Linked DNA regions of Homo sapiens: region 2 is linked to region 1. The links are chromatin loops, found by intact Hi-C in ENCODE. Cell type or tissue: OCI-LY7. All regions are shown on one strand. Links, peaks and the distances in the headings refer to the core of each region. The heading gives the core; the rest is flanking DNA.

What was found. Hi-C counts contacts between places; a loop is a spot of excess contacts. Peaks named below come from ENCODE experiments on the same cell type or tissue, not always from the same donor. Only the 100,000 strongest peaks of a DNase experiment are listed, where the experiment ranks them.
Region 2: it touches region 1 in a loop (2.0-fold over the local background); 1 of 110 quality-filtered maps calls a loop at or near these places.

Annotation. Positions count from the first base shown.
Region 1 is chr14:42,291,029-42,308,023 of GRCh38, reverse strand. No RefSeq gene overlaps it. Among named protein-coding and RNA genes, the nearest start is that of LRFN5, 690 kb to the right of the region's middle. In OCI-LY7, for the core only: no CTCF peak of the experiment used is centred there; a DNase peak (open chromatin) is centred at 8,113; H3K4me3 peaks cover 1,269 bases; H3K27ac peaks cover 1,610 bases.
Region 2 is chr14:42,345,473-42,362,467 of GRCh38, reverse strand. No RefSeq gene overlaps it. Among named protein-coding and RNA genes, the nearest start is that of LRFN5, 750 kb to the right of the region's middle. In OCI-LY7, for the core only: no CTCF peak of the experiment used is centred there; a DNase peak (open chromatin) is centred at 8,957; H3K4me3 peaks cover 1,525 bases; H3K27ac peaks cover 1,916 bases.

The sequences.
Region 1 (16,995 bases), core at 3,775-11,774:
CTATTACCTGGAAACATGGCGGCATAGTGGTACTCAACCTCAAATGATATGGCCCATTGTAGAAGCTAAACATAAGGATTTGTGGAAACTATTAAAGGTTCTTAATAATATCAAAATTTGGGAACAAATATTTAAAGCATCCCAGGCACACCTGACCTTAATGCCTGGAACTAGAGTGCTTGAAGGAGCTGCAGACAGATTAGCAGCTAGTAACCCATTAAAATGGATAAAAACACTTGGAAGCTCTGCAATTTCAATGATGATTGTGCTTTAATCTGTGTTGTTTGTCTTTGTATAGTCTGCAGATGCGGATCCTGACTCTTGCAAGAAGTAGCTCACCATGACAAAGCTGCCTTTGCTTTTATCACTTTGCAATACAAATAAGGGGGACATGCTGGGAATAGGCCCCCAAATCTGGCCATAAACTGGCCCCAAATCTGGCCATCAACAAAATCTGTGCAGCACTGTGACATGTTCGTGATGGCCATGACACCCACACTGGAATGTTGTGGGTTTACCGAAATGACAGCAAGGAAGAACTGGCCCACCCACGGCAGAAAATGGCTTAAAGGCATTCTTAAACTGCAAACAACAGCATGAGCGATCTGTACCTTAAGGACATGCTCCTGCTGCAGATAAGTAGTCAGATCCCATCCCTTTATTTGGGCTCATCCCTTTATTTGGGCCCATCCCTTTATTTCCCATAAGAAATGCTTTTAGTTAATCTATAATCTATAGAAACAATGTTTATCACTGGCTTGCTGTCAATAAATATGTGGGTGAATCTCTGTTTGAGGCTTTCAGCTCTGAAGGCTGTGAGACCCCTGATTTCCCACTCCACACTCCATATTTCTGTGTATGTGTCTTTAATTCCTCTAGTGCTGCTGGGTTAGGGTCTCCTCAACTGATCTGGTCTTGGCAGTAGCATGTTGTATATAATATTAATACATGATCATAACCAGAACAATGACATTTACACAATCAACCTTATTAAGTCTTCCTCAGTTTAGCAATCAATTCTTTATGTATACATATATGTGTGTATGTCACAACTGTTATCTTAAGAAACTCTGTTACTTTACAGGTAAAATTTTTAGCAGCACACACACATCACTTTTCATTTCTAAAGCAAACACTTCTAGGGTGATGATTAAACAGCTGAGATATGTAATATAGGTCTTACTTCCGCAACTAACCTAAAATCATGGTGTTGAGATTACAAAGGGTTTGCTATTCCTGATCTATCAAGAGTTATTACCTAGGAGTTAGTAGAGCTTCATTTATGTAATTCTAGTCATTACAACAAATAATTAGGAGAGACATTCTACTATAGAGTAATTAAAACTTTTGATAAGGACAGTCTGGTATATTTTTCTATTCCCAATTTTTGAGAGTAATGGCATTTTATTTTGTCAGATTGAGTAAAAAGATAAAGCATACACCTAACTATTTTGGAAGTTATAGAATATTTCCAAGTTTGGCTAGTTGCAATTTAGCAGCTAAAATTGAGATTAAAATAAATGGAAATCCTATTCAAACAGATACATGACAATCATTTAAAACATATGAGATGTGTTTGCTGAAAATTAATGTAGGGGATATTTTTAAATGGACTGCCTTAAGTCAATTCATTTTATTAATAGTTTTTAAATCTATGATGTTAAATTGATGATGTATTATCTTTATGGTGTACTAGGGAATTACATATTTTTATATAAGGAAAGCATCCAGAAGATATACAAAATTTACATTAATTTTTCCATAAAGTTGAAAAAAAAAAGCTCTAAACTCATTTTAAAGGACCATAAGCATGATACCAACATCCAAGAACATTCCGAAGACTAAAGTTGGCCAGATGTGGTGGGTCACACCTGTAATCCCAGAACTTTGGGAGGCTGAGGCGGGTGGATCATGAGGTCAGGAGTTCAAGACCAGCCTGACCAACATGGTGAAACCCCATCTCTACTAAAAGTACAAAAATTACAGCATGCCTGTAATCCCAGCTACTCAGGAGACTGAGGCAGGAGAATCACTTGAACCTGGGGGGTGGAGTTGCACTGAGCTGAGATCATGACACTGCACTCCAGACTGGGTGACAGCAAGACTGTGTCTCAAAAAGAAAAAAAAAAATCTGAAAACTAAAGTCAACATCATTTATAAACATCTATGCAAAAATTATAAATACAATCAGCCAACCAACACAGTACTAATACAATGCACCACTGTTTATTAATTCTAGTGAAAAAGGGAAAAGCAGTTTTGGCTAACCAGAAGCTGAACTGGCACTATAATTTATGACTTGATGTTGCCAAGAGCTATCTTGGTAATCACAGCTAGGTTTTGTTTTTCTCTTGCTAAACATAACCAATTTCGTAGCACACCAACATCAGACAAAGCCACTCTGTGATCATGGTAAATCAAGCCAAAAATAACCACTTCATTACCATGTCTGACACAGAACAACAACAACAACAACAACAACAAAAATAACATGAACATTTTCTCTACAAAAGAATGGCTAAACATCCTGCTATATTAGTTAATATGGGTTATTGATGTTTTTTACCAATGACAACTTTGTCCTTATTTCATTTCTCTCACTAAATACATAAAATTTAGTAAATTATCCCATTATAAAATTGTCTCCAGATCCTCAAAGTATCCAATACAAATATCCTGCTTCCTTGAACCCTCCTGAAAATCAGGTAAGGCACTCAAATTCTGTAAGTTCTATGAGCTTCTTACTAAGACATCCTGGAGTTTTTCATGGTGTGTGTTTCTGCTTGCTGCAAGAATCAATAAACTCAATTTCTAAAATGCAGATGTCTTCATGGTGGCCTTTGGCTCAAAAGTATTGGCATCAGAAAAACAAAGACGGTTTAAGAGCCAAAAGTCAACCAGTGTAATTTAATGTTTAAAGGTAATTAAGGAGAAACATTATATGTTAACAAAGAAAAAATAATAATTTAATAAAATTCAACTACCATTCATGAAATATAAAGTCTCAGTAAATTTAATTTAGTCATACTTAATAAAGTAGGAAGGAAAAGCGAATTTCCTAATCTGCTAAAGTTCACATACAAAAAAATAAAATAAGCTACAGTGAACATACATAATGATGAAATGCCAAAAACTTTCTCTGAGTGAAGGACCAAGGAAGGAATGCCCATGAAAACTACTTTTAATACACATTGTATTTATGGTCCTATCCATGTGATAAGCCAAAACCTAAGTGAAAAGATTGGAAGGAAATACTGACAGATGACATGATAGTATAGGTGTTGTAGACAAATCAATTGTGTTTTTACACATAAACGAAAACAACTTAGAACTGATATTGAATATATATCACCGTAAATGTTATTAAAGTGCCCATAAAAACTAATAAAATATGTAATTTTTTTCTCCTGTATTTCTAAATACTAAAAATATTATTGCAAGAAATTAAAGAAAATAAAATAAATTATATACAGTTGATTCTTGAATGACATGGGTTTGAACTGAATTGGTCCACTTATACATAGATATTTTTTCAAAAAATACATTAGAAAAATTTTGGGGTATTTGCAACAATTTGAAAAAACTCTCAGATAAACCATATAGCTTAGAAATATCAAAAGAAGGAAAAATTATATCATGAATGAATAAAATATATGCCGATACTATTCTGTCACATGCTATCATAAAGTAAATATAAATCTATTACACAAAGTTAAAATTTATCAAAACTTTCCCACACAAACACTTACAGACCATACAGGGCACCATTCACAACAAAAATAAATGTAAACAAGTGTAAAGATGCAGTATTAAATCATAACTACATAAAATTAACTGTAGTACATAGTGTACTACTATAATTTCATAGTCAACACCTGTTGCTATTGCAGTGAGCTCAAGTGTTGCAAGTATTCGCTTAAAATGCCATATGACACTAATTATTTTTCTGTGAGCAATTCCTTTCTCTAGTAAATGGCGTATAGCAGCAAAAAGTGATCTCTTGTGGTTCTTGCATATTTTTTATAGTGTTTAGTGCAATACTATAAAACACAAATAACACCATGGAACCCATAGTGTCATTAGTGATGCATTACTACGCTGTGTTCCTGGATTAGATTGCTTTAATGTCTATTCTCCCCAAATTCAGATTGATTTGTAGATTATAGGTGATGGAATTTTTTTTCCCCTGAATCTGTCAATCCTGTTCAAAGTTTTACATGGAAATGCAAAGGATCAAGAATACCAAAGACACTACTGAAGAATATGAGGTAAAGAAGAACAAGATGCTGGGAGCTTTATTATAAATTCTAGTTATTTAGGCTTTGCTATTGGACCAAAGATAAGCAAACAGATAAATGACAGAATGGAGAGGGTAGAAGCTGACCAATGCATGTTTGAACATTTGATTAAGAATTCAGCATTGCAAAGAAGTGGAGAAAAGGCTTGTCTTTTCAATATCAATGCTAGGACCATTTGATGTCCACCTAGAAAAATTATATTAACCCCCTCCTTCCTATCACATACAAAAACAGTTCCAGATCTACTTACTGATCTAGTTGTGAGAGGAAAAACAGCAATCTTTTGTTAATTAGTGTAGAGAATATCACTAACTTGAGTTCCATAAAGAAATATTAATGAATTGAGTTATCAAAATTAATAACTCTTTGATGAGTTATTAATTTTCATCAAAGAGTAATTCAATAATTCATTTTATTAATATCTCTTTATTCTAACTTTAGAAAAGAGTGAAAAGTAAGTGGTCAAGTGGAAGCTTGTAATGCATTAAGCTAGATTAAGAACTGCAATCAATAAAATAGAAAGCCCAAAAGAAAAATAAACAAAAAATTTGAAGAGGTACTTTATAAAAAAGCATATTCATATAGTCAAAAAGACATGAAAAGTTGTTTAATACATTTGAATTTAAGAAAATAAAAAATAAAACTGAAAAAACAATGCCACTACACATTATACAAAAATTTCATCTAGAATGTTTACAATTAAAAAGGCCTTGGGTACCAAGTAGTGATGAAAATGTAAAGCAATTGAAATCCTTATACATTAGAGGCATTTGGGAGTATAAATTGGTACAACTACTTTAGGAAACCATTTACTGTTAACTCTAAAATTGAATGTATGCATAATCTGACACAGGAGTTCCACCTCTAGCTGTATTTCCAAGAGAAATACAGGCACAAGTGACAAAGAAATAGTACAAGTAAGTTTATTACAGAATTTTTCTATAATCATACCAAACTGACAAAAACTCAAATGCCCATCAAGAGTAGAATGGATAAATAAATTGCCATATATAAAGACAATGGAAAACTCAACAATGAAAATTGAACCAACTACAGCTGCATACAAGAACATGGATGATACTCCCAGATATTATATTAATTGAAAGAATGTAGACACAAATATAGATATTGTATCTTTCTATTAAAGTAAACTTCAATAAAACAGTCATAATTTAATGATAGCTTTATGAGATGAATATAGAGACTACTAGTATGTCTAAAACCTTCACAGGACCAATCAGGACTTCGTTAAATAATCTGTTATGATTTAATGCAATTTAAATGCAATTAACAAAGTTGTTATAAAAATAAACTTTTCTCTCAGTATTATCTCATGTAGATAGACTACAGTGAGAATTATTTCACTTGTTTTTAGTGAGTGAAAGTGGAAAGGAATTTCATATGTACTGGTCATGCTTTGCCAAATATATGTTATTGGAGTTTTTTTTACTGCTGTCAATTTTTATACATTAGCACATCGTCATTGCTATTTGCTTCATTTAATCAAAGGCAGTGATTATACTTTATTTCCTTCACCTGGTGGGAAATCAATCTAAACCATGAGTACAGAATTTAACTTGATTTTTTTAAAATGCAGAACAATCACATTAATATGCACAGAGGTATGACATTTATTTTGCAATCTCCAGGAAAATGTAGGTCACTTTTTGAATTATCAGTTACAAATATGGTACTCGGAGAAATAAAGCTAAATGTAGACTTAAAGTGTTTTTATTCCTTCAAGTTAAAAATTATATATGGTTTTAAGTCAGAAAGATCAAACTATATTTGTCTTGGCTCATTAAAACTCAAAAAGGCCCTTTATAGCTTCTTTAGTGCAATAAAAGGTACATTTCTAAAGATAGAATTAGTATTTCACTAAATCAACATGTGTTTATGTTAATACCAGCTACCAGCATTAAGTGAAAAGGAAGTCAATTTCTTCCCTTCAGCAGTAATATTCTAAATAGCTTTCAATAGTTAAGAATATCTACTAGTTTATTATTTGCATTAAATTTTGTGTAGTTATATAAAGGCACAATGTTTCAAACATTAGAACAATATAGTTAAACTATAAACACGGTATACCCTAGCATTAAAAAACCTAATAAGCAATGAAAACACATTTAATATTCCTAAACAGAGAATTTTTAACAACAGTGTTTGCATAATTAAACAGTATATGCAATTGCTAATAATATTAAGGTGCAAAAATAAACATTTTAGGTAAAGACAATATAAAATACAAATAATATTAAACTTAATTCATTACAGGTTCTTCTCCCTCGCACGCTGCCCATATGAACATTTTGCCTTGAAGACTTTATTAAACTATTTATTTTGTTTCAGTTGTTTGAGATTGTCCATTCAACATCTATTTCTATCAAATTATTTTTACAAAGCTACTTTCCATCACATAAATTAAAGCACATTGTTAATTGAGATACAAAACTTTAAAATGTTTTTTCTTTGAAAAAAATAACTTTCAAGCATGTATCTTGGGCATATGGAAATATAGGGTGCTTCCTTATCTCTTGGACGAAAACGTATGATTAACATATTGTTCATAGTTCTGAAGCTATTTCATGCTGCATTTTGCATGCCGCAAAATAGTTGAGAATATATTTTAGCCATATTATATGAAAATTGTGACCTAGTTGTTCAGTGCTGTAAGATTTATGATTGATGTACCCCCAGGATGAAAAGAGACACATTTAAAATAGTTTATTTTAGGTTATTTTTATTTTTATTTTTTATTTTTTGTCTACTTTTGGGCAGTACCTTAGTAGGCAGTGTTAGCATGTAATCAGTCATTAGCACATATCCATTTTTATTTTTTAGAAGAATTGAAGCTTTTAGTATTAGTTTGCTGCGAAAGTAATAGCCATAGAAAGTAATGGCAAATTACTTTCAATTTGCCATTATTTTCAATGGCAAAAACCGCTATTACTTTTGCACCAACCAATAGAAATGTATTGAAAGATGCCCTGAATAATCGAGGACAAGACAAGGCTGAAATAGAAGGCATTTTATTCTTTCTCCTTTTTTTTTTTTTCTTACAGAGAGAGGGTCTTCCTCTATTGCCTAAGGCTGGTCTTGAACTCCTGGGCTATAGTGATCCTCTTGCCTTCGCCTCCCAAATTGCTGGGATTACAGATGTGAGTCACATGCCCCGCCTATTCTTTCCTCATTGGAATAAATCTGTGTTTGTATTTTGACTACTAGTTTCAAAATGGGTAGAATATATTTTCTCTGAATGAAGAAGAGATGGCATCCTTGCTTTAGAACAACTCCAAATTTCCCTATATTAGAAGATGACTCAAGCTTCCACTAATTCTCTTTTCATAGGAGTGCATGATATTTAAATTATCAAGTTACATAAAGTTGCTATGGATTTTGTATGAGGAAAAATTTGGTAAGATGGGGATGTGATTGGTTTTTGAGAAAAAATAGAAGTGATGTTTTTGAAATGACATTTGGGAAATATCAGGTCTAACTTGTTGATAATTTTAATTATACCTCTCTCCTTCTTTATTCTCTACATGATTATGTGTGTATGGCTATGTCTCCATTTAACTCCTGTAATTTCTGCTTATTAAACTCTGTCACTATGTAATTTTATATAAAATAATTTATAAATACATCTGTCGAATTTTGAATTGAGGTGTGTAAATTATTAAATGTGTTTATTTCTAATTTATGATAGTAAAATGTGTTGTCTTTTTCTGGCACTAAAAGTCACTTGATGTCAGCATAAGGCCTTCTTGAGTTTACTCCCAGGAGACTTGATACCATGTGTAGTTTCCTTTTCAGCTGTGAAGAGCCGGAACTCTGGTTTTTACTTTTCTTTCAATCACACTCCAGTGATCCAATGGCATTTCCTTCTGCAGAGTCACATTTTTCAGCCAGCCTTGTCAAATACTTTTCATAAGAAATGTTTGGTTCCCTGAGAGTAATTGAAAATTTCAAGGCACATGTTTTCAGATATTGAAGGAGTCATCCCCTGCATCTACAACAGGCAGTAGTTATAATTCATAACATCAGGGTGTTTGAAGGCTGATTTTTTACAGCTGACCTTTTTTCAGTTACTTAGTTTTCTTTCAGGCATACATGAAATATAATAAACACATTTATTTCAGAGTCTTGGCTTTTATAAAAAGACTTAAAATAATGCTTGGAAAATATAACTCAGTATAATAGACTCTTTTTATCTCCTGTATTATTCACAGTGGAAAATACTCTGTTATAAAATGTATGTAAGAAAATCAAGACAATTAATTTTCCTGTTAATAACTATTTTTAGTATCTAAAGCACAAATTTCAGGAATTTCATGAAAACTCAAAGATTTACAAACTTCTATTCAATAAAAATCGAGGTCTTTTAATGTATATTTCTTGCTATAGGTTGGCAAGCTCTGTCACTCATTCAGAAGCCTAAGTACTTAAACACAGGTATAAGCCCTTTTAGTGTTTGCTCCCATTTGTAATATAAATTTTCTTATTTTAAATATCAAATATTTTTATTTTTATATGATACATATCTGGTACATCATAAAAAATAAATAAGGCAGAGCTTAACTTTGTGAGCCTCTGAAACTGACCACTCTGCTATATTTTAATAGCTAAATAATATCCTTCTTGTCATCTCAATCACAAATATATATGTGTGTTTACACACACACACACACACACACACAAACACTTAGCACATAATCTAGTGGATACTTAGAATTATCATATTCTAATATTTTGGAAACCAATGTGAACATTTCATTTTTGTGCATGTTCAGGGCTTCTTGAACAAAAGTTGTTGATAAGCAGGCTAAAGTATGACTAAAGAGTAACCTTAAGTTAGAAAGCTCAGGAGAATTTGTTTATACTGAACAGAAAATTTTCTTTCTCTTTCTCCTAAGGGACAGTAGGAGTAGCTTTACTACTCCCCCTGGTAACTTCAGTATTGAAGCTTCTGGGTTCTGCTACTGTTGTGAAAACCCTTCTCTTGCACATTTAGATGATATGTGCCTTTGTAATTCACCACATGGAGTAAAATGTTCATGAGTAACGGACGCTAATTGCTAAGTGTAAATAATTGGTCTGATATTTGATTGGGATTTTGATTGGGACTGCATTGAATCTACAGATTAAGATTGAAAAAACAAACATATTGATAATATTGAGTCTTTTGATCCATTAACATGAAATATTTATTAATTTCTTTAGTTCTTCTCTGATTCCTTTCATCAAAATTTATAGTTTTCCTTACATGAATCTTGTAATATTTTCTTAGATTTATACTAAAGTATTACATTTTTTTAATGTGCTTATTAGTTCCAGGAATCCTGTTATTTTTGATTCTTAGGGATTTTTTTACACTATCATGTCATCTGTGAACCAAAGCAGTTTTATTTTTTCCTTCCCAATCTGCACGACTTTCATTTCTTTTTAAAAAATTTCAACTTTTGGCCAGGCATGGTGGCTCATGCCTGTAATCCCAGCACTTTGGGAAGCCGAGGCAGGCAGATCACAAGGTCAGGAGATTGAGACCATCCTGGCTAACACAGTGAAACCCCAGCTCTACTAAAAATACAAACAAATTAGGCAGGCATGGTGGCAGGCACCTCTAGTCCCAGCTACTTGGGAGGCTGAGGCAGAAGAATGGTGTGAACCTGGAAGGCAGAGTGTTGCAGGAAGTCAGGGACCCTGAACGGAGGGACCAGCTGAAGCCATGGCAGAAGAACATAAATTGTGCAGATTTCATGGACATTTATTAGTTCCCCAAATTAATACTTTTATAATTTCTTACGCCTGTCTTTACCGCAATCTCTGAACATAAATTGTGAAGATTTCATGGACACTTATCCCCAATCAATACTCTTGTGATTTCCTATGCCTGTCTTTACTTTAATCTCTTAATCCCATCATCTTCCTAAGCTGAGGATGAATGTCACCTCAGGACCCTGTGATGATTGCGTTAACTGCACAAATTGTTTAAACAATATGAAATCTGGGCACCTTGAAAAAAGAACAGGATAACAGCAATGTTCAGGGAACAAGGGAGATAACCTTAAAGTCTGGCTGCCCGTGGGCCGGGTGGAACAGAGCCATATTTCTCTTCTTTCAAAAGCGAATAGGAGAAATATCGCAGAATTCTTTTTCTCAGCAAGGAAAATCCCTGAGAAAGAGAATGCATTCCTAAGGGGAGGCCTCTGAAATGGCCGCTTTGGGGACGTCTGTCTTTTATAGTAGATAAGGAATGAAATAAGCCCCAGTTTCCCATAGCACTCCCAGGCTTATTAGGACGAGGAAATTCCCACCTCATAAATTTTGGTCAGACTGGCTGTCTGCTCTCAAACCCTGTCTCCTCTCCTGATAAGATGTTATCAATGACAATGCGTGCCCAAAACTTCATTAGCAATTTTAGTTTTGCCCTGGTCCTGTGATCTCGCCCTGCCTCCATTTGCCTTGTGATATTTTATTACCTTGTGAAGCATGTGATCTCTGTGACCCATACCCTATTTGTACACTCCCTCCCCTTTTGAAAATCACTAATAAAAACTTGCTGGTTTTGAGGCTTGCGGGGCATCATGGAACCTGCTGACACATGTGATGTCTTCCCTGGACACCCAGCTTTAAAATTTTTCTCTTTTGTACTCTTTCTGTTTATTTCTCAGACCAGCTGACACTTAGGGAAAATAGAAGAAAACCTACGTGCATTATCCGGGGTGGGTTCCCCCAATAGCAGAGCTTGCAGTGAGCTGAGATAGCACCACTGCACTCCAGCCTGGGCTACAGAGCGAGAATCCACCTCAAAAAAAAAAATTTAAAAAAAGGCTGGGCACGGTGGCTCATGCCTGTAATCCCAGCACTTTGGGAGGCAGAGGCAGGCAGATCACAAGATCGAGAGTTCGAGACTAGCCTAGCCAATATGGTGAAACCCCATCTCTACTAAAAATAAAAAATTAGCTGGGTGTGGTGGTGGACACCTGTAGTCCCAGCTACTCGGGAGGCTGAGGCAGGAGAATCGCTTGAACCCAGGAGGTGGAGGATGCAGTGAGCCGAGATTGGGCCACTGCATTCCAGCCTGGGAGACAGAGTGAGACTCTGTCTCAAAAAAAAAAATTTTTTTTCAACTTTTATTTTAGGTACTGGGGCTACATGTGTAGATGTGTTACATGGGAATATTATGTGATGCCTGGGTATAAAGTATGGATCCCTTCACCCAGGTAGTCAACGTGGTATCCAATAAGTAGTTTTTAAACTCACCTCCTCCCTCCATCCTCTATAGTAGTCCACAGGCTCTATTGTTCCCATATTTATGTCCACATGTGCTAAATGCTTAACTCCCACTTACAAGTGAGAACACTCAGCCTTTGCTTTTCTGTTCCTGTGTTAATTTGTTTAGGATTATATATCCTCCAGCTCCACCCATATTGCTGCAAAGGGCATGATTTCATTATTTTTCATGCCATGTAGTATTCCACGGTGTATATATACCACATATTTAAAATTCAATCTGCCATTCATAAGCACCTGGATTGATTCCATATTTTTGCTTTTGTGAATAGTGCAGTAATGGACATACAAGCGCATGCATCTTTTGGGTGGAATTTTTTTTTGTTTGTTTATTTTCAGTACATACCCAGTAATGGGATTACCAGGTCTAATAGTAGCTCTGGTTTAAATTCCTTAAGAAAACTCCAGATTGTTCAGACTGCTTTCCACAGTGGCTGGACTAATTTACATTCCTACGAACAATGTATAAGTGCTCCTTTTCTCCACAGCCTCACCAACATCTGTTGTTGTTGTTTGGAGATGGGGTCTTGCCTTTTCGCCCAGGGTGGAATGCAGTGGTGTAAATTTGGCTCACTGCAATGACCGCCTCCTGGGTTGAAGCAATTCTCCTGCCTTAGCCGCCCAAGTAGCTGGGATTACAGGCAACCACCACCATACCTGGCTAATTTTTATATTTTTAGTAAAGTCAGTGTTTCACCATGTTGTCTAGGCTAGTCTTGAATTCCTGACCTCAAGTGATCCACCCGCCTCAGCCTCCCAAAGTGCTGGGATTACAGGCATGAGCCACCATGCCTGGCCTGTTTTCATAATAGCCATTCTGGCTAATGTGAGATGGTACCTTATTGTGATTTTGATTTGCTTTTCTCTGATTATTAGTGATGCTGAACATTTTTGAGAAATGTCTGTTCATGTCCTTTGCCCATTTTTAAATAAGGTTTTTATATTTATTTTTATTGATTTATTGATTTTTTTTGCTTGTTGATTTGTTTAAGTTTCTTAGATTCAGGATATTAGGTCTTTGTCAGATGCATAGTTTGTAAATATTTTCTTCCATTTTGCAGGTTGTATGTTTGCTCTGTTGGTAGTTTCTTTTGCTGTGCAAAAAGCACTGTAGTTTAGTTAGATACCACTTGTCTATTTTTGGTTTTGTTGCAGTTGCATTTGGCAACTTAGCCAAAAGCAATGACCAAGTTGCCAAGGGAGAATCCTGGGATGAAAGGCTGGGTCAACATGTACAAATCAATATTTGTGTTTGACCACATGAACAGAATCAAAAGCAAAAACTATATAATTATCTCCATAGACACAGAGAAAGCTTCCAATATGATCAAACATCCCTTCATGCTAAAAACCCTCAACAGGCTAGGCATTGAAGGACCATACATCAAAATAATAAGAACCACCTATGACAAACCCATAGCCAACATCATACTGAATGGGCAAAAGCTCAAAACATTATTTTGATAACTGGAACAAGACAAGTTTGCTCATTCTCACCATTCCTACTCAACATAGTACTAGAAGTCCTAACCAGAATAATCAGGCAAGAGAGTATGAACAGTATTGAACAATCAGACAAGAAAGTATCACAATTACATATGATGTTCAATGTAGATTTTTTGTAGGTTTTTTTAATCAAATTCATAAAGTTCTCCTTTCTTACTAATTTACACAGTTTATATCGTGAATGGGTATTGAGTTGTCATTTGCTTTCTATCTATTGATATGATCATATGATTTTTCTTTTCTAATCTGTTGATGTGATTGATTATAATAATTGATTTCAAATGTTGAACCAACCTTGCATACATGAGATAATTATCACTTGATCATGGTATGTAATTTTTATATACATTTTTGTATTTTATTTGCTAATATTTTGTTGAATTTTTTTTTATCTGTTCTGGAGAGATATTGGTCTCTAGTTTATGTTTCTTATATTATCTTTATTTGGTTTTGGTGTTAAGGTAATGCAGCCCTCATAAAATGAGTTAGAAAATACTACCTCTGTTTGTATCTTCTGAAAGAGATAGTAGAAATTTGGTATAATTTCTTCATTAAATGTTTGATAGAATTCACCAGTAATCCTAACTGGTTCCAGTTTCTTCTCTTTTGTCAAGTTATTAAATATTGATTCAATTAGTTTAATACATATAGACCTATTCAGATTCTTCATTTCTTCCTGTGCACATTTGGTGGATTGTAGGTTTCAAGGAATTGGCTGATTGTGTCCAGATTATAAAATTTGGGGGAACAAAGTTGTTTATGCTATTCCTTCATTATGCTTTTAATGTCCATGGGATCTGTAGAGATGTTCCCTATTTAACTTGTGATATTGGTCATTTTTGTCCTCTCTCTTTTTCTTAGTTTACTTGGCTACAAGCTTTTTAATTTTATTGATCTTTTCAAAGAAACAGCTTTCAAGGTTTTTTTATTTTTTCTATTCATTATCTGTTTTGAATTTTATTGATTTCTTCTCTATTTCTTTTATTCTACTTTGTTTGCATTTAACTTGCTCTTTCGAGTTTTCTAAGGTAGAAACTTAGATTCTTTATTTCAGGTGATTTTTCATTTCTGATATATGTACTCAATGCTATGCCTTTCCCTCTAAGTACTGCCACAAATTTAGATAACTTTTGTTTTTGTTTTCATTTACTTCAAAATATTTTATAATTTCTCTTGAGATTTCTTCTTCAACCAATGTGTTAATCTCTTCATTTGTTGGACTCTTTTAGCTATCATTTTGTTGGTAATTTAAGTTTTAATTCTATTATAATCTGAGAGCAGACATTGTATAGTTTTTATTTAAATTTGCTAAGTTGTATTTTATGGTTCAGAATGTGGTCTATATTGATGAATGGTCCATGTGACCTTAAAAAGAATGTATATTATGCTGTTGTTGGATAAAATCATTGGATGTTGATTATATCCAGTTGATTTATGGTGTTGAGTTCAGTTATGTTTTTGCTAATTTTTGCCTGGTGGATCTGTCAATTGCTCAGAGAGGGCTGTTAAATTCTCGAAGTATGGTAGTGTGGATTCATCTTTTTTTTTTTAAGTGTCATCAATTTTTGCATCATATAGTTTGATAATCTGTTTTTAGTTCTTAATACACATTAAGAACTGTTTATCTTCTTGGAAAATTGGCCCTTTTATTGTTATGTAATGTTCTCTATCCCTGATAATTTCTTTTGCTTTGAAGTCTGCTCTATCTGAAAGATACTACTTTTAATTTTTTCTTTGATTAGTATTAACCTGGTATACGTTTTCCTCCATTGAACTGATTTAGTCAACATATAATAAGTCTTGCTTTATGATACATTTTGAAAATGTCTGACTTTCAATTGATCAATCCAGACTATTCAGCTCAAAGCAATGATTTTTTTAGCTGGATTAATATCTATCATATTTGTTATTATTTTGTATTTGTTAGTCTTATTCTTTTTTGTTGTTGTTGGAGTTTCTCTCCTGTTGCCCAGGCTGGAGTGCAAAGGCGCTGTCTCGGCTTACTGCAATTTCTGCCTCCCGGGTTCAAGCAATTCTTCTGCCTCAGCCTCCTAAGTAGCTGGGATTACAGGTGCCTGCCACCATGCCTGGCTAATTTTTGTATTTTTAGTAGAGACGAGGTTTCACCATGTTGGCCAGGCTGGTCTCGAACTCCTGACCTCAGGTGATCTGCTCACCTTGGCCTCCCAAAGTACTGGGATTACAGATGTGAGCCACCATTCCTGGCCTAATCTTATTCTTTATTTCTATTTTTGTCTTCCACTTTTTCCCCCTTTGTGGTTTAAGCAAGCATTTTGTGTGGTTTCATTTTCTGCCCATTCTTAGGATATCAGTTAGACTTCTGCTTTTTGTTTGTCTATTTTTGTGTGTTGCTGTTGAGTTTGCAAAGTACATTTACAACTAATCCAAATTTACTTTCATATAACAATATGTAGCTTTACAGGTAATGTGAATACTTTATAAAAACAAAACAATCCTAATTATTCCATCCTGTCCTTTTTTATGGCTGCATTCATTTCACTTATGTATCAGTACACCTGTGCGCATATATATATATATATATATATATATATATATATATATACACACACATCTATATAATATATACAGACATACATAATCAAGCGCAGTATTACTATTGTTATATTTTTAACAAATTTTTATTTGTTAGATCAATTAAGAATAAAAAATAAAATTTTTTATTTTATTTTATTTTTTTTTTATTTTTTTATTTTTTTTATTTTTTTTTTTTTTTGAGACGGAGTCCCGCTCTTTAGCCCAGGCCGGATTGCAGTGGCACAATCTTGGCTCACTGCAAGCTCCGCCTCCCAGGTTCACGCCATTCTCCTGCCTCAGCCTCCCGAGTAGCTGGGACTACAGGCGCCCGCCACTGCGCCCGGCTAATTTTTTTTGTATTTTTAGTAGAGACGGGGTTTCACCGTGTTAGCCAGGATGGTCTCGATCTCCTGACCTTGTGATCCGCCCGCCTCGGCCTCCCAAAGTGCTGGGATTACAGGCGTGAGCCACCGCGCCCAGCCAAAATTTTTTATTTTGCTGTTACTCATTCCTTTTTTAATACTCTTCTTGTCTTTATGAAATCTAAGTAACTGACCTATATCATTTTTCTTCTCTCTAAGGAACTTCTTGAAACATTTTATTCGGGAAAATCTGCTGGCAACAAATTCCCTAAAATTTTGTTTGTCTGAGAAAGTCTTTATTTTTTATTAACTTTTAAGTGGAAATTTTGTAAAGAAGAGAAATTGAGGCTTTTTAAAATTTCAACACTTTAAGTATTTCATTCTACTCTCTTCTTGCTTATACAATCTCTAAGGATAAGTCAAATTTAGTTATTATTTTTGGTCCTTTCTAGGTATGATATTGTTTTCCCCTGACTTCTTCAAGGTTTTTCTTGTAGATTTAATTTTCTGTATTTTGAATATACACCTAGGTATAGCGTTTTTGCTTTTTGGGCTTGGCGTTTATCTTGCTTGATGTTATCTGAGCTTTCTGGAACTGTGGTTTGTTGTCTAACACAAAACAGGAGGAAATTATCAGTCCTTATGGATTCAAACAGTCTTCTCTTCCATTCACTCTCTTTTTTTGTTAGTATTCTCATTATGCATATGCTACACCTTTTGTAGTTGTCCAGAGTTCTTTGATATTCTTTTTTTTTTCAAATGTTATCTCTGATTTTTTGGTTTTAGAGGTTTCTATTGGTATATTCTCAAACCCAGAGACTTTTTCCTTAGCCATTTGCAGTTTACTGATCAGCCTTTTGAGAGCATTCTTTATTTCTGTTACTGTTTATTATTATTATTATTATTATTATTATTATTATTATTATTATTATCATTATTATTTCTTGCATTTCTTTTTGGTTACTTCTCTTGCTGGGCTT
Region 2 (16,995 bases), core at 4,433-12,432, 54 kb before region 1:
CCACATGTATGTGGTGATTTTGGTGTAAAGAAACCTACTACATTGCCAGTCATATAAAAGTATAGCAATGCAATTATGTAAACTGCATAATACTTGATAATCACTATATACTGATGTATGTTTAGTATACTAAGCCTTTATTGTTATTTTACAGCGTACTCCTTCGTCTTATCAACAACAAAAGCTAACTGTATAACATCCTCAGGCAGTCCCTTCAGGAGCTATTCCAGAAGGAGTTGTTATCATAGGAGATGACAGCTCCATGCATGTTACTGCCGCTTAGGATCTTCAAGTAAGTCAATACGTGGAAGTGGAAGACAATCACATTGATAATCTTGACCCTGAATAAGCCTAGGCTAATCTGTGTGTTTGTGCTTTAGTTTTTAACAAAAGAATTTATAACGTTAAAAATTCCATTTATAAACTACAAGAAAGGTTACAGAATAAATAAATAAATAAATTTGTATGGAGGTAGTACAGTATATGTTTTAAGCTGTGTTATTACACAAGAGTCAAAAAGTTTTTAAAAACTTTATAAAGTAAAAAAGGTACAGTAAGCTAAGATTAAATTATTATTTAACAAAGAAATTATTTTTTTTATTTTTATTTATTTATTTTTGAGACGAAGTCTCGTGCGGTGGCGTGATCTCGGCTCACTGCAAGCTCCGCCTCCCGGGTTCATGCCATTCTCCTGCCTCAGCCTCCTGCGTAGCTGGGACTACAGGTGACCACCACCGCACCCGGCTAATTTTTTTTGTATTTTCAGTAGAGACGGGATTTCATCGTGTTGGCCAGAATGGTGTCGACCTCCTGACCTCGTGATCCGCCCGCCTCAGTCCCCCAAAGTGCTGGGATTACAGGCGTGAGCCACCGCGCCCGGCCAAGAAAATTTTTAAAATAATCTTGTGTGGCCTAGGTGTACAGCATTTAATAAGTCTACAGTAATATACAGTAACGTAGTGTCCTAGGCCTCCACATTCACTCACTATTCACTCAGTGACTCACCCAGAGCAACTTACAGTGCTCCATTCATGGTAAGTGCCCTGTACATGTGCACCATGTTTTATCTTTTCTATCATATTTTTACAATATATTTTCTAAGTTTAGAAATGTTTACATAGTTAAATTAGAAAGAATATTTAAAATATCCCAGTAGCAAATGTTCCCAATAGCAAGAATGAGACAATTTTCCTTTTTTGAGAGAGAAAATTTTGTAGAAAAATTGCCACATCACATCATTATTTAACAAAAAAAAGAACATTATTTGCTACCTATATTATTTTCATAGCACTTTCTCAATAAAGTGGAGAAAGTGATGGCACAGGCCAATGATACCACGAAAATGACCAAAAATCATTAGATTACAAAGACTCCCTCTCAAAGCTAAACTCGTTGATCTAGTCATAGTTAACACAAATACCATTCCATGAGAGAGAATTAAGATAGCTCTATAAATTTGTGGCTAAACAGTTCAAAAACCCCTAATATGCCAGTGGAATTGTACTTTCAGAGAAGCATGTCTAGAAAGAAATTATTTTAGCAAGCAAAAATCTAATCAACTGAAATGTACCCTGTGTGGAGAACTAAATGTTAGCAGAATGGGCATGGTTAGTGAACATATTGACAATATTTTCCAGCATGAAATTAGGGGAAAAATTTTTAGATGCTATGATTTTTTTTCTCAACTCAGCTGTAAAATCTTATATTGACTTTTAAGGAAAACATTCTCTTGCATTTTCCAATCTCTTATATCAAGAGAAAAAAAAATGATGTCCTTAGCAATGAACTTAGGACATACATAGCATTCAATTAATTTTGATGAGTGATTGTTTTATTAATAGATGAGTAAAAAGGGCACATGAAACCTGCTTTTGTAGCCTTTAATATATTAATATATTTTTATTTGAAAACTTTGAAAATGAAATAAAAGCCTCTGGTAATTTAATTATCATTTTTTTCACATTAGAATTTACAAAGAAGATTTACTATTAATTAGACTGAACAATAAGAAATCATTGATTTTTATATATGTGACCTAAAACTATGTCAGTAGTAAACAATCCAGCCTTTAAATTCAGGTAATCTTTCGAACAAACTTCTTTGATAGTACTGACTCCACTTGATAGACAATGAAAATGATGCTGAGTAGATGATTTGCCTAAGCTTACAAAGAGAGCTAGCAACAGCACTGAAAGTAAATTTTTAAAATTATGTTCAATGTAACAGATATTGAAAGCTTAATGTGGCCCAGGCACTCTTCCAGCTAGTGAGTATATATGAATAGATAAATTCAGCTCTCTGGCATGAAGAGTTATTTTAATCTCCCACCCCAATATACCTCTGAAGAAAAATTATTCAAAATTTATTTTGATTTGTATCTAAGGATTTTCCTATGGAGATTTATTCCTACCCTTGTCAAACTCCAGGGCCTACATTTCAATTTCTGAAAGTGTATATTTAATGTTTGAATGTAAGATTTATTTTCTTTTTTTATTATACTTTAAGTTCTAGGGTACAGGTGTACAACTTGCAGGTTTGTTACATATGTATACATGTGCCATGTTGGTGTGCTGCACCCATTAACTGGTCATTTACATTAGGTATCTCTCCTAATGCTATCCCTCCCCCCTTCCCCTACCCCACAACAGGCCCTGGTGTGTGATGTTCCCCTTCCTGTGTCCAAGTGTTCTCATTGTTCAATTCCCACCTATGAGTGAGAATATTATGGTAAAGTAGTCCTTATTAACTCTTCATCACTGATCTACTGCATAGAAAAGTATCAACCAAACACCGTTGAGGAAGGTAGAAATTGAATTTGAAAAATCAGTATTTCAACATTATAAATGTGTCTTTCATTGTAAGGTAAGAGTATATGCTGAATGTCCTCTGTGTGGTCCTCTAAATCAACTGTCTACTCTTCCCTTCCCTGCTCTGTGTCTCAGAAAGCTGACCTCTACTAACTCTTGGCCAGTAGAATTTGGCCTATAGGAGCATTTAGTGAAGTATTGAGGAAGAGAGACAAGAGGGGGTTTGCTATTTATTTCCTCAGAAACTTCCCCCAAAGGCCAGTAATCACTTGGTAATGATTATCTTACCTGTATCAAACATTACAGCTCTTTTTAAAAGGCCCCATGATTTCAGAACCTCTGAGGTTCTGTGACGTAACATGTACCTTCTCTTTTTCAGGATAAGGATGGTAATAGCTTTGCCCTGTTACCAAACCTGGGTGCATCAAGAAAGCCTGTTGGTTTTCTTGACCCTTTTCATATCTAATCACTTAAACTTTTCTTTAATTGTACTTTGACTACAATATTTGCTTTTTGCCAGAATCTTATTGCAGAAAAACAATTTTTATACAACACTGAGTGCCCAGATTAACATAATATATGGAGCTAACTCATCAAAATCAAAAGAAGCTGAAATATATAACCAGAATGCCTATTTACTAATTTACAGAGAAAAATATTTTTCTTGTCAGAAAAATGGTTATACTTGGTAACTAGACTTTGTTAACATCCACCTTGAAACTAGTACTTATTATCAAATTATTTAGCAGATTATTTTCTTTTCAATTACTTAAAAGCCAAAGTTTTCTTTGTTAACATATTTATCTGTTAATGATTACCACGGTGATTCTCAAGAGAAGGTATTCAATACTTTCTCTGAATTAAAAAAAAAGTAATGGAGAGGCAAATGAAAGAAAGAAATAGCTAAAATGTTGCTTTATTAAAATACTCTTCATAAGTCAAGGGATATAGAGCACCTTTCATTTCTTTGAGAAAGTAGCATTTATAGTCTTAATTATTAAGTGAACATTTTATATAAATTATTCTGTTCGTAGTTAACTTCCTTCACCATAGAAGAAAAATGATTTATTAATAATTTTGAATAAAATTGAAAGATCTATATCATGGTCTTAGCCTCATAAAGAAATGTTAAGTTCTTTACAGAGAGATATAGTTATTTTACAACTGTGAAGTAGAAATTCTTGCACATAGTTAATCTTGCTGTGTAATCACCTAAACCCTGAGAGGATGAACAATCACCTCATGTAAAAGAGCAGAGCAAAGCAGGAAAGAGATATACAATTTTCAGTTAACTTTTAGAACTAAAATGATAAAGAAAAAGACTGTATGATTAACAAGTACCATTAAGGTGACATTTTTATGATACTGATGAATCTCCAGACATCAATTAAATTGGTCTTTGTGCTTGAAGTTATTGAAATAAGGACTAAAGTGTAGAGTCAAAGACACACAATGGTTTTTGAGATTTCCTATACCCCTGATTAAAGAGATGAAACTTAAAAGCTGCATATAAAAATGGTGAGTATAGGAAAATATGAATAAGACTGTGTTGTGACTTTATTCAAGAGACTTCTATTATGCACTCATTGCCAGGCACTACACAAGTGCTCGTGAGATAAAGATTAATGCTATTGTCTCTTATGTGGAGGAAACATGTGTAAAGAAAAATTATAATTCAAAATGATAAATTCTATCATAAGAAAATGACTAAAGGCTATTATATTAGAGAAGTTGACATCACTGCTGGGACAAAAAACTTAAGGAGAAGTTTCTAAACAGTAATAGAAGAGTGTGCAATCTTGAAGAAATGAAATAGGAGAAAACATTCAGGGTGATAGATGTGATCAACAAAAATAAGAGCGAGGTAGATTGGGGTCATATTATAAAACATTTGAAGTCTATTAAATATAAGTGTTTTTTTAAGTAAAATTTCTTCTTCTATAGGTCACAGAAATAAGAAATTATAAGCAAGTAGATGGCATAAACAATGTTCAAAGGTGGACTTAATGAAATTCTACTCAGAGATTGTTGTATTACATATAATTTGTGTCAGATCCAAAGTATGAATTATAAGTGCTTAGAGATATTTTACAATTTCATCATAACTTAATGCTCACATTCCAAACATTGCCTAAGTTTTCTCTCCACCTCCCTAAAAAGATTTTTTAATGAAATTAAACTATATTTCTCCATTAAAAATGAACAAATCCTAGTATTTTTCTTTTGGTTTTCCATTTTATATTTCTTATATATTTCCCCTTTGTGTTTCCCCATAAATATATTTTCTCCTCCTATTCCTCCATGTTTTTTTAATAAATCCTAGAGGGCCAAATTAATTTTTCATTTGGTGATATGAATGAATGAATGATTTGCAGAAGTTAATTAGTTAAGCATAGGAGGAAGTTTACTAAGAGCTACTAGTAATGCTATTTTTATGCATTGATTTGCTGTCAGACATTCTAAATGCTATGAGAAAAAATCAAACCTGTTGTTAACAGTCAAAAATATAAGGGGAAAAATAAATAATGTGTATAAATATTATCTGTGAAAATAATATTTTTACTGGAATTCAGTTATCAGCATGGATGTATTTTTAAATCATTTGTTTGATTGCATATGCTTTAGCTAATCTGGCTATACTATTTTAAATACTCAATTTCCTTGACAATTAAATTTGGTATCAGTGTTGGGATTGACTGGAATATAATAGAAATAAGACCACAAGTAGTGTGCTGAAGAGAAAATAGTTACTTTCTACCTGTTGTGTAAACTAGTGACAGCTCTCATTAAAGTTCCCTACATTTTCTTGTGTGTTTTAAATGAAATAAATGTTCTCCATCATCCTTCATTCCAACATAATCAAAAGCTTATTTTTAAAAAATTATAGCTATCACTGGAAATGTACCCAATTAAATATCAGATGAACTACAATTTTTAAATACTTTCCATTTTTACATATTAAAGTATATAAAATACTTTTGCTGCAGGTGCTAACATCAGCTCACCAAAAACTGAGCAAAATTGGTCGAATAATTTACAACAGTTTGCATATTTATGTAGTCTTTAGAATTTTTGTATTTTAATTTTTTATACTAATGCCATATGGTGACATGTCATTCCACTTCTAGTCATTACTCAGCAACTTAAAATTCCTCTCCTGCCATTATGCTACCTACTGAAAGTTTTCTTTTTCTTTCTTTCTTTTTTTTTTTTCTTTTTTCCTAGAGACAGAGTCTTGCTGTTTTCACCCAGGCTGCTGGAGTACAGTGGCGAGATATCGGCTCACTGGAACCTCCACCTCCCGGGTTCAAAGGATTCTCCTGCTTCAGCCTCCTGAGTAGCTGGGATTACAGGCACGCGCCATCATACCTGGCTAATTTTTGTATTTTTAATTGAGATGGGGTTTCACCATGTTGGTCAGGCTGGTCTCGAACTCCTGACCTCTTGATCCGCCCACCTCAGCCTCTCAAAGTTCTGGGATTATAGGCGTGAGTCACCGCGCCTGGCCTGAAAGTTTTCTTTAAAGGATCACAATTAATTGAATCAAGAAATGTACTGGCCTTTCCACAGGCTTCATCTTCCTTAACATCCTCCTGGAATTTTGTTTCGAACAGCTTCTCTTCTAAAAAATATTTTATCTGGAACATCCCTCTTTTATTTTTGCTTTCTTAATGTTTCTTCTAAAGCCTTTGCTGATTCTGGTTACCCCTACCACCACCACCTTTCAAATATTAAATGTTTAAGAGCCTTGTCCTTGGTCTTTCTTTTTTTTTCATCACAAATTTACTGCTTATTTTTTTAAAAATTGTTATTTTATTGGAGGACTTTAGAATATGGCAATTTTTGTTTTTGTAAACTTAAGGTTGACTTCTACTTTACCCAGTCAACACTTAATGTTTTCTGTATTCATCTATTATTTGTTTTTGTGTTTTCACTGATATTTTGTGTATGCAGGTCTATCTAGAATGTATTCTTTTAAGATCACTATGTTTATTCATAATAGGCTTATCTATGTACATCCCCCAAAAATAGTTTGACATAGAGTGGATGCTTAAAAATGCCTTTCCTAACATCACTTCAGAAAATTGTGTTTCCTAAACTTACTTACTTGTCCTAACCTTACTTTAATAACATTCTAAATGGCCAAAGTAGACAAGCTACATCTAAAAAAAACATAATATTAAATTATTGTCTGCTTTTCAAACGGAAGGCCTTTTCATCAGCTGGATATAACAAAAATAGCCTGATTAATTGAAACTTTAAAACAAAGGGGACTGCTGATAAAGAAAACATACAGCATGTTATTTATTTTCCAGCATATTATTATGCACACACATAAAAATGTACTTGCCCCATTTTTGTATAAGTGACAGGCTAATTCACACTTTGTTACATGTTTTATTTTTTAATAATTTCAATAGTTATATATGTAAGGAAAATATTTTGTTACTTAGGCAGTTTGAATAATTACAGTAACTTTTATAATAAAGGTTATGATAAATTCTTTAAAAGGGGTTTTTTGAAAATATACCCAGCATTTTTCAAATGCATTTATATAATTAAATCTTGTTGTTACTGGTTATTTAATTTATAACTGATACGGTGTTTTGCTGAAGAATATTGAACATGTTGTATTACATAAAAATCACAATCCAATGTGTATTCAACAAAACAGAAACTTCACATCTACTATAATACAAATTTAAGAAATGTATTATATGCAATGTAGTCACAACAATATAAATAAAATTTTTACAAAATCTATTATATAATTTAGATAAAAGATTCCTTTAAACAATGGCTTTGTTTCATGCATATATTGTCTAATATTTTAAAGTATTTTTTACTTCAGGAAAGCATGAGAATTATCTTTATGCCTTTATTGTCAATATACTTTTTGTCAGTTTCTACCTTTATCATTGTCCTTTTTTATCCAGGTAGCGTTCACTGTTACATCCTACATCCTGGCATAATAAATAGTTTCCTTAAGGCATATTAGAAACATGTGGTAATAACCCTTAAGTGGGGCAACCTCATTCCTTAGGAATCTATATTTAAGGTAATGAGACCAGGAAATCAGGTCATTTGTAAATGAAGAATAATGAAATGAGAAATCTGCCCCAATGCACATTAGCTAATGTCACATTCTTTTTATGAAGCAAAAATGTTGAATATTTCAAATATGGTAGATGAAAGATGTCAATGAGCTCCCCAAAAAATTCTCCCCACTTTCTACCCCACCTCAGGTGCCAATCTCCAATAAATTCCTAGGCACAGTCCACAGGGTAAAACAAAAGCAAATTCTGGCCATTCATTCATACAGCAGTGTTCCAGGGCTGAAATAATCCAGGTAATGTAGGACAAAGAGAATAAATCAAAAAAAGTGAACACTAAGGATTATAAAATTAATTCCTTCAATTAAAAACAAATACACAGCAAGAATGTTTAATAACATGAATACTAGATAAAATTAGTTTACAATCCAATTAAATCTCAACAAGATTTGCTGAGGCTATAATTGTGTATATTAAATTATTTTTGAAACTGTTATGCAAATACTTAAACCTGAATATGATAATTCTGTGCTATATCTGCACGATACATTTATAAGACACTAATAAAACTGAACTGAACTGAACTTTTCTAAGGTAATTTTTAAGTAGGAATGCCACCCATTATAAAAATACATTTCAAGAGTGAACTTCGATTTTTTTGTGTACAAATAAAAGCTTCTTAAGCACAGAAGCATTCATAAGTATAACCCCTTCCTCTACAGCTCAAATTCTGTTGAAGTAATCCAATAATGTAAAATAGAGGTACTACGTCCATTCTGACATAATTTCACTACCATTCTACATGGAATAGAATTTACAGTTGTTTGTTACTGTAAAACCAACACACACACACACACACACATAAACCCCAGTCAGAGATTCATTAGTATGATTTAATATTTGAATTTCCTAATGGCTTTCACATTTTATAGTCTTTTATTAACACATCTCTAAAGAAAATCACTAGATCTTTAGCCAGCATATATGGTCCAAAGAAGAGAGTTACAATAGATGAGTGATTTCATTTCCTGTTTTTTTAGATTCAGGTTTTATTCTCAGTTCTGTATCCTCTGTCATACCACAGACACTCACTTATTATTCTGTGAGGAAGATTTATGCTGTTAACCTTTAGTCTTATACATCTGTGACAGTTCTCATCAAAGAAGACCTGCTAATACGATTGTGTTCTGGGTTATTATTTCTAGAATGCCATTTTAGCCTGGGGTGAACGGGGGAGGGTACAAAAGTAAGCACCCAGCTACATGTCACAACTAATGACTCAAAATCTTCAACATTCTTACAGATGGAGCTTCACTTTTATCTTTTAAAATTTTAATAAATTGCATTGTGTATATTTAAAGTATACAGCACAACATGATGTTACAAGATACATATAGATAGTACAAGATACATATAGATAATGTAGGGTAAACTCACCTAAACATCCAATATACAACATAAAGACTATAGTTGCTAATAGTGTGCTGTTTTGGGCACTTTTTCTTTGGTTCTTTAAGTAAAGCAAACTGAGAAACTCTCTATTCACCCAGACCGTTGTATTGTTTACCATTTAATTAGCTGGCACCTTGGAATCTTCATCTCAGACTTCACAGTCAATGATTCAAGGCTCAAAAACTTAATTTTCGAAGAACTGATTTACAATCTAATCATTTTGATTCTAGACACAGTAGACTGAGCCTAGTTCTGGGATACATGTGCAGAAGGTGTAGGTTTGTTACATAGGTATACACATGCCATGATGGTTTGCTACAAACATTAACCCATCATCTACATTAGGTATTTCTTCTAGTGCTCTCCCTCCCCTAGGCCCCCACCCCCTGACAGGCCCCTGTGTGTGATGTTCCCCTCCCTGTGCCCATGTGTTCTCATTGTTCAGCTCCCACTTATTTTACACACTGCTAGTAAAGACATGCCCAAGACTGGGTAATTATAAAGGAAAGAGGTTTAATTGACTCACAGTCACACGGCTGAAGAGGCCTCACAATTATGGCTCAAGGTGAATGAAGAGCAAAGTCACATCTTACATGGCAGCAGCCAAGAGCGCTTGTGCAGGGGATCTCCCATTTATAAAACCATCAGCTCCCATGAGACTTATTCACTGCCAAGAGAACAGTGTGGGAGAAACCGTTCCCATGATTCAATTATCTCCACCTGTTCCTACCCTTGACACAGGAGGATTATTACAATTCAAGGTGAGATTTGGGTGGGGATACAGCCAAACTATATCAGAGTTCATTGAGGAGAACTGACTCACATGATCAAAAGGTGAAGTCCCACCACAGGGCGTCTGAAAGTTGAGGAGCAAGGAAGCCAGAAATGGATCAGTCCAAGTCCCAAAATCTCAAAAGTGGGGGAGCTAATAGTGCAGCCTTCAGTCTGCGGCTGCAGGCCCAAGAGCCCCTGGCAAACCACTGGTATAGGTCCAAGAGTCCAAAAGCTGAAAAACTTGGAGTCTGATGTTTGAGGGCAGAAAGCATCCAGCGTAGCAAAAAGATGAAGGCCAGAAGACTCAGCAAGTCAGCTTCTTCCACCTTCTGCCTGCTTTTTCTAGCAATGCTGGCAGCTGACTGAATGGTGCCCACCAATATTGTGGGTGGGTCTTCTTGAGGGTAGGTTTTTCTCTCCTAATCCACTGACTCAAATGTTACCATCTTCTGGCAACACCCAGAAACACCCAGATACACCCAGAAACAATACTTTGCATCCTTCAATCCAATCGAGTTGACATTTAATACTAACCATCACAACATATGAGTACGATTATGCAGCATTTGTCTCTGTGTGCTTGCCTTATTTCACTTAACACAATAGTAAAAGACTACAAATTGCAAAAGTAATCCTCAGCAAAAAGAAGAAAGCTGAAGGTATCACAATACCTGATTTCAAAATACACCACAAAGATATAGTAACCAAAGCAACAAGATACTGACATAAAATTATACACATAAACAAATGGAACAGAATAAAGAACACAAAAATAAATCCACATATTTGCAGCCAACTGATTTTCAACAAACGTGCAGAAAACACTGTGGGGAAAGGACATCTCTTCAAAGTTTTGTTGGCTAAACTGGATATTCACACGTGGAAGAATGAAACTAGACTCCTATCTCCCACCATATAAAAAATAAACTGCAAATTGATTAAAGGTTTACATGTAAGACCAGAAACTATGAAACTACTAGAAGAAAACACAGGAGAGGCCGGCGCGGTGGCTCACTCCTGTAATCCCAGCACTTTGGGAGGCCGAGGCAGGCGGATCACAAGGTCAGGAGATCAAGACCATCCTGGCCAACATGGTGAAACCCCGTCTCTACTAAAAATACAAAAAATTAGCCGGGTGTGGTGGCAGGCGCCTGTAGTCCCAGTTACTTGGGAGGCTGAGGCAGGAGAATGGCGTGAACCCAGGAGACAGAGCTTGCAGTGAGCTGAGATTGCGCCATTGCACTAGAGCCTGGGAGACAGCAAGACACAGTCTCAAAAAAAAAAAAAAAAAAAGAAAACATAGGAGAGAAATACTTCATCAAATTATACTGGGCAAGAAGTTTTTGAATAAGACCTCAAAAAGGACAGGCAACAAATCCAAAAAACAGACAAATAGGATTACACCAAACTATAAAGCTATGGTACAGCAAAGGAAACATTCAGTAAAGTGAAGAGGTGACCAACAGAATGGGAGAAAATGTTTGCAACCTACGCGAAGGAGGAGGGGTTAACATTCATAATATGTAAAGAACTCAAGCAACTCAATAGCAGAAACAAATCCAATTTTACAATGGGCAAAATACTTAAACAGCTCTCAAAAAAAAGACACACATGGCCAACAAATATATGAAAAAATGTTCAACATCACAGATCATCAGATAAATGCAAATCAAACTCACAATGAGTATCATTTCACTTTAGTTAGAATGGCTATTATTAAAAAAAAAAACATGCTGGCAAAGATGCAGAGAAAAGAAGTCTCCTTTAAGCTGTTTATGAGTAGGCAAATTAGAATAGCCATTATAGAAAACATTATGGTGGTTCCTCAAAAAATTAAAAATCAAACTTCCATATGATCCAGCAATCCCATTGCTGGGTATCCATAGGAAATAAAATCAGTATGTCATGGGTGTCAAACTGCACACCCATGTTTACTGCAGTGCTATTGGTAATAGTCAAGATATGGAATCAACCTAAATGTCCATCTTGAATAAAGAAAATGTGGTATATATACACAATGGAATACTATTCAGCCATTAAACAAAATGAGATCTTGTCATATGCAGCAACACGAAGCTGGAGGATATTATAAGTGAAATTCTATAATGTTTCTTACAAAGGAAAAAAAAAGCAGCAAACATTCTTTGGTAAAAGTCTGAAGAAAGGTGATTTTACTAATGATAGACCAAAAGCAATCTAATGACATACCTATAAGCTGGGGCTTTATTTAAAAGATTGTGAAGAGACATTTTAGAATATTGATAGCTAGAAATAGTACACAGATGTCATAAAAAGCTGATTCTGATTTCTGTTCTTTATTTGAAACAGAAACACGGTTAATATATTGTAAAAAGGTCAATAATAAAATATTCTTGTTGAATCAATAAACATTTCATGCTATGAATGAGTAAAAAAAAATCATTTTTTTCTCTACCTGAACCCAACTAGTCATTTTTTTTTTCTGAGAAGTAGACTTCGGGAAAATAGAAGAAAAGTTTCATAGCCAGCATTTGTTTATAAATAAGCAATCTATATACAGGAAACTCTGAGTAGCTATACAAAATATGGAAATATCTAAATAATTCAGAAAAACAACTTAATATCATTTTAAAAATTTCAGTCCAAAACCACATTCTTCTCTATACTGTATATCCTGTTTGCCCACAAAAATGAAAATAATTTCTTAATGTCCTTCTTTTATGCATAGATAACACAGATAAAACTGTCATATGTAATACTTCATGTGAAGCTTTCTGGCTAAGCCACAAAATACATGAAAATTTTCAAATATCATTTTATATATAAAAAGATCTTTATGTTCTCAAATTTCCTTATAGAGACAAATGATAACTGACATTACCATGCTGCTGGGAAAAGCTAAAGCTGTAACGGGTAAGAAATCCTGTTTGAATTAAAGATGATAGGTTACAAAATTTTTATTAAGCTCATATTTCATCTATATTAAGAAAAGAAGATTAATGTCAGATTACAGATCCTGAATGAAACTATTCTAATTAAGTGCAAAATAAGATTAAAATGGATAATAAATAACATTTACCCTGGCCTTTCCTAATCTATGTTGCCCAAAGTATCTGTTTTATACATGTCTTTCTACTTTAATTCACCCAAATAAAAGTTGTATAAAATAAATATGAATTGAAAGGCAGGTTATACTGACTTTTTTTGTTTAACACTGAATTACAGTTGTGCAACCAATGGCAGTTGTGAAGGAAAGAACAAAATGTATGCAATGAAAAGCAGAAGATGCAATGAAATGTTATTTTTCAATATAAGAATGAATGGTAATCCTTATCACCAAACACCAGAAAAGAGCGAGCCATTACCCCTTATTCTTATTGTGTCCTTTATTTTTGTTATTTCTAAATCTCAGGTTATTATAAGCATAATTATAATTCTTTTTTTCTTCAAGGGGATATGTGTTTTGCTATCTATATAATATACATTGTAACTGAAAAAATACTGCAACACATTTTCTCGTGTTCTAATCAATAAATTTACTTCAGCACCTTTCATATGTGTTGAAAAGCCACTGATCTAACATCATGGCTTATGTAGCCACTGTATTTGCTTCTCCTTCACCCTTCTTTGTTCACTTAGAGGATAATGCTGTTATTTTTTCTGGGTGGCAAAGACACTCCGGATTTGGGGGTCTTTCCTCATGAGAATGCTGCACAATGTTTAAAATGTTCATTGCTGCTTCCTTCTTTAACAGCACTATTTCTTGAAACCATATCACTTGATTTTACTAAACAAAATTATAGAAATTCTTGAATTTAATATATATGTAGTTGAAAGTTTTTGATGATATTCTAAAATATTCTTCCAATCAGACACACTGCATTCTGCTCACTGTGCCAACTAGGTATTCATATATTTAGGCCAGGTATGAAAGTATAATTGATGAGTTTTACTTTTTAAAATTATACATATGTGCATTCATATTTGTGTGCGTATTTGTAAAAAAATCTCTTTATATATATATATGTATACATACATATATAGAGAGAGAAAAAGTAACTATAGAGAAATATTTCTCTCTATATATATATCTTTATATATTTACTATATATAGAGAGAGAGAGAGTAGTAAATTCCCATACTTTTATGTTGCTTTGGCATTCATTTTTAAATAGAAGTTTAATTTTCTTATATCAAAAGCAGGACAGAGCCACCCTTGACATTTTCCAGTTCCAGTTCTCCACCTTCTCATAGTTTCTCCATGTACTTAACCCAGATATATGCCTTATACCACCTGCTTATGACCCAGCTGGATGCTAACTACTTGACTTGTCCCACTGGCCCCCACAGCTGGTTTGGACTGCACAGATATGACACAGTGACCATGTCTCAGTCACAGTTTGACTCTTACCTCCAGGGAACTGGTGCCTACTTGTCCTAACCCACTAATTAGAATTTCCTGTGGAAAACCTGCTTGGATAATGCCCTAGACCCTAATAATGTCTTTAGTCCATAGGTTCATTGCTCCATTTCTCTCTCCTCATCTCCACCAACTGATTAAGTATGCATATCCTAAATGGCTCCTCCTTTTCCATTGGTACTGCAAGGTGTGCTGCCCTCTTCTATGTAGGACCCGTAATAAACTGCCTTTCTAATTCATGCTTTTGCTGAGTTGCTTTCTCTGTGTCTGGCCTGACCCAGATACCTAAACCTAGCTTGTTTTCCTATCAGGGGTCTATCCTAGAGTGTGGCTATCTTGGTAGCAATAAACTGGACATAGTTCAAACAAGAGACACAAGGGCATCTGCAAGTATAAAAAAGTGTTCTGTGAGAGAACTACCTGGTAACAAGCTGGACACTTAGGCATTAGGCTGTCAGACAGGATAGAGACAGCACATCGTAAACTACTATGACCAAATCCCTGGAGCCCTATAAGGTCAAGACTAAAGTTTTTGTAGAGTTTATAGCTACTCTCCTGAGACAGACAACAAAACAAAATTAAAGTACTATATATATATACACTCATATATACACACACATATATGTGTATATATGGTATTTTATGATATGTATATGAAACAGTACTCATGGTATTAGCACTGGACCTGAAAAGGAGGAAGTTTCACATATCCTATATGCCTTATTAAGATATGTATGAGAGGGTGGGAGAAACACCTCATGGATGTTTGGTAGCCAAAAACATCAGTTAAATCCTTAAGGTCTGAGACATGTTGCAGTATGTCTTCTGAAGTGAGAGACACCTCGCTTGACCTCTTAAGATATTATTGGTTACAAATAATCTATTAGGGAAAGCTATAACTCTTTTTTGCATCTCATATATACATATATATACACACACATGCATACATATACGCATATATACATATACACACGTATATACATATACACACGTGTGTGTATATATACGTATATACACACATTTATATATACATGTGTGTGTATATATATATATATATATATATTTTTTTTTTTTAATATGAATTCTTACTCTGTCACCCAGGCTGGAGTGAAGTGTCGTGATCTCGGCTCACTCCAACCTCTGCCTCCCGGGTTCAAGTGATTCTCTTCCCTCCTCCCTAGTAGCTGGGATTACAGGTACGTGCCACCACGCCTGGCTACTTTTTGTATTTTTAGTAGAGACAGAGTTTCACCACGTTGGCCAGGCCAGTCTCGAATTCCTGGCCTCAGATGATCCATCCCCTTCGGCCTCCCAAAGTACTGGGATTACAGGTGTGTGCCACCATGCCCGGCCTCATATATTTATTGACTTACCTTGTCACTATGTTCTCATTACAAGAGGTCCAGCCCCATGCCTCCTCTCCAAAAATTTCCTATTCATTTCTCATTCTTGTTCCCATTTTTCCTTTCACATGAAGCATATAATACCAGTTGTATAATCTGATACTAGTTGTATCACCTGAAATTCTTCTCACTGTGAAGATTTCACTTTCCACTGTTGTGCAGAGCCACCTGTTAGTGGTGCAGCCATCCAGTTCTGTGAAAGATGGCATACGGTGAAAGATGGCATCCTTAAACAAAGGCTATTTGTTTTTCTACCATTAACTGGTCAGAGGCCATAGGTCCCCTTGACAGAGAAGTAGCAAACCAAACTTCTGCAATTAACTTGGGTCTTTTGGACCAGTTTTAGCCTGCTATTTATGTGTAATTTTTATACTATAATAAACTTCCGTTATGCACATCCCATTTTATTGTCTAGTGAGTTACACAAACCCAATTCACAACGGGCATTTTAGGTTGCACAGTTACTTGGTGCCCCATTGTCAGTCATTCAGATTTACTAGGGCCCAGGAGCAAGTCAGGAGATGTTTTTCTCCCACGTTAGTAGTCGGCAACAAATGGATTGGCCTTGCCCTGAAATCAAGAGCTCTATGTAGCATTTCTCTACTGAGGTTACCATAGGTAGAAAGTTTCTGTCTGCCCCAGGCATTTGACTGCCTATGTCTGATAGAAAGATAGTTCCAATTGATTGTGCAGCATGTACCATAGATCTGAGTCTCTTTTAAAATGAACAGCCTTACAAGTTGCCAAGTAAATGACTGAAGCAGCTTTCCCTAATAGATTATTTGTAACCAACAATATCTTAAGAGGTCAAGTGAGGTGTCTCTCACTTCAGAAGACATATTGCAACATGTCTCAGACCTTAAGGATTTAACTGATGTTTTTGGCTACCAAACATCTATGAGGTGTTTCTCCCACCCTCTCATACATATCTTAATAAGGCATATAGGATATGTGAAACTTCCTCCTTTTCAGGTCCACTTATCATGATGTAATGCGTCAGATTAGTGCTGTGCAGTACGTGAAGCCAGTCAAGGTCTCTGGACTATATTGTGACAGATACACAAAGAGTGTTATAGTCTAGTCTGAGAATAAATTTATCCTGTGGT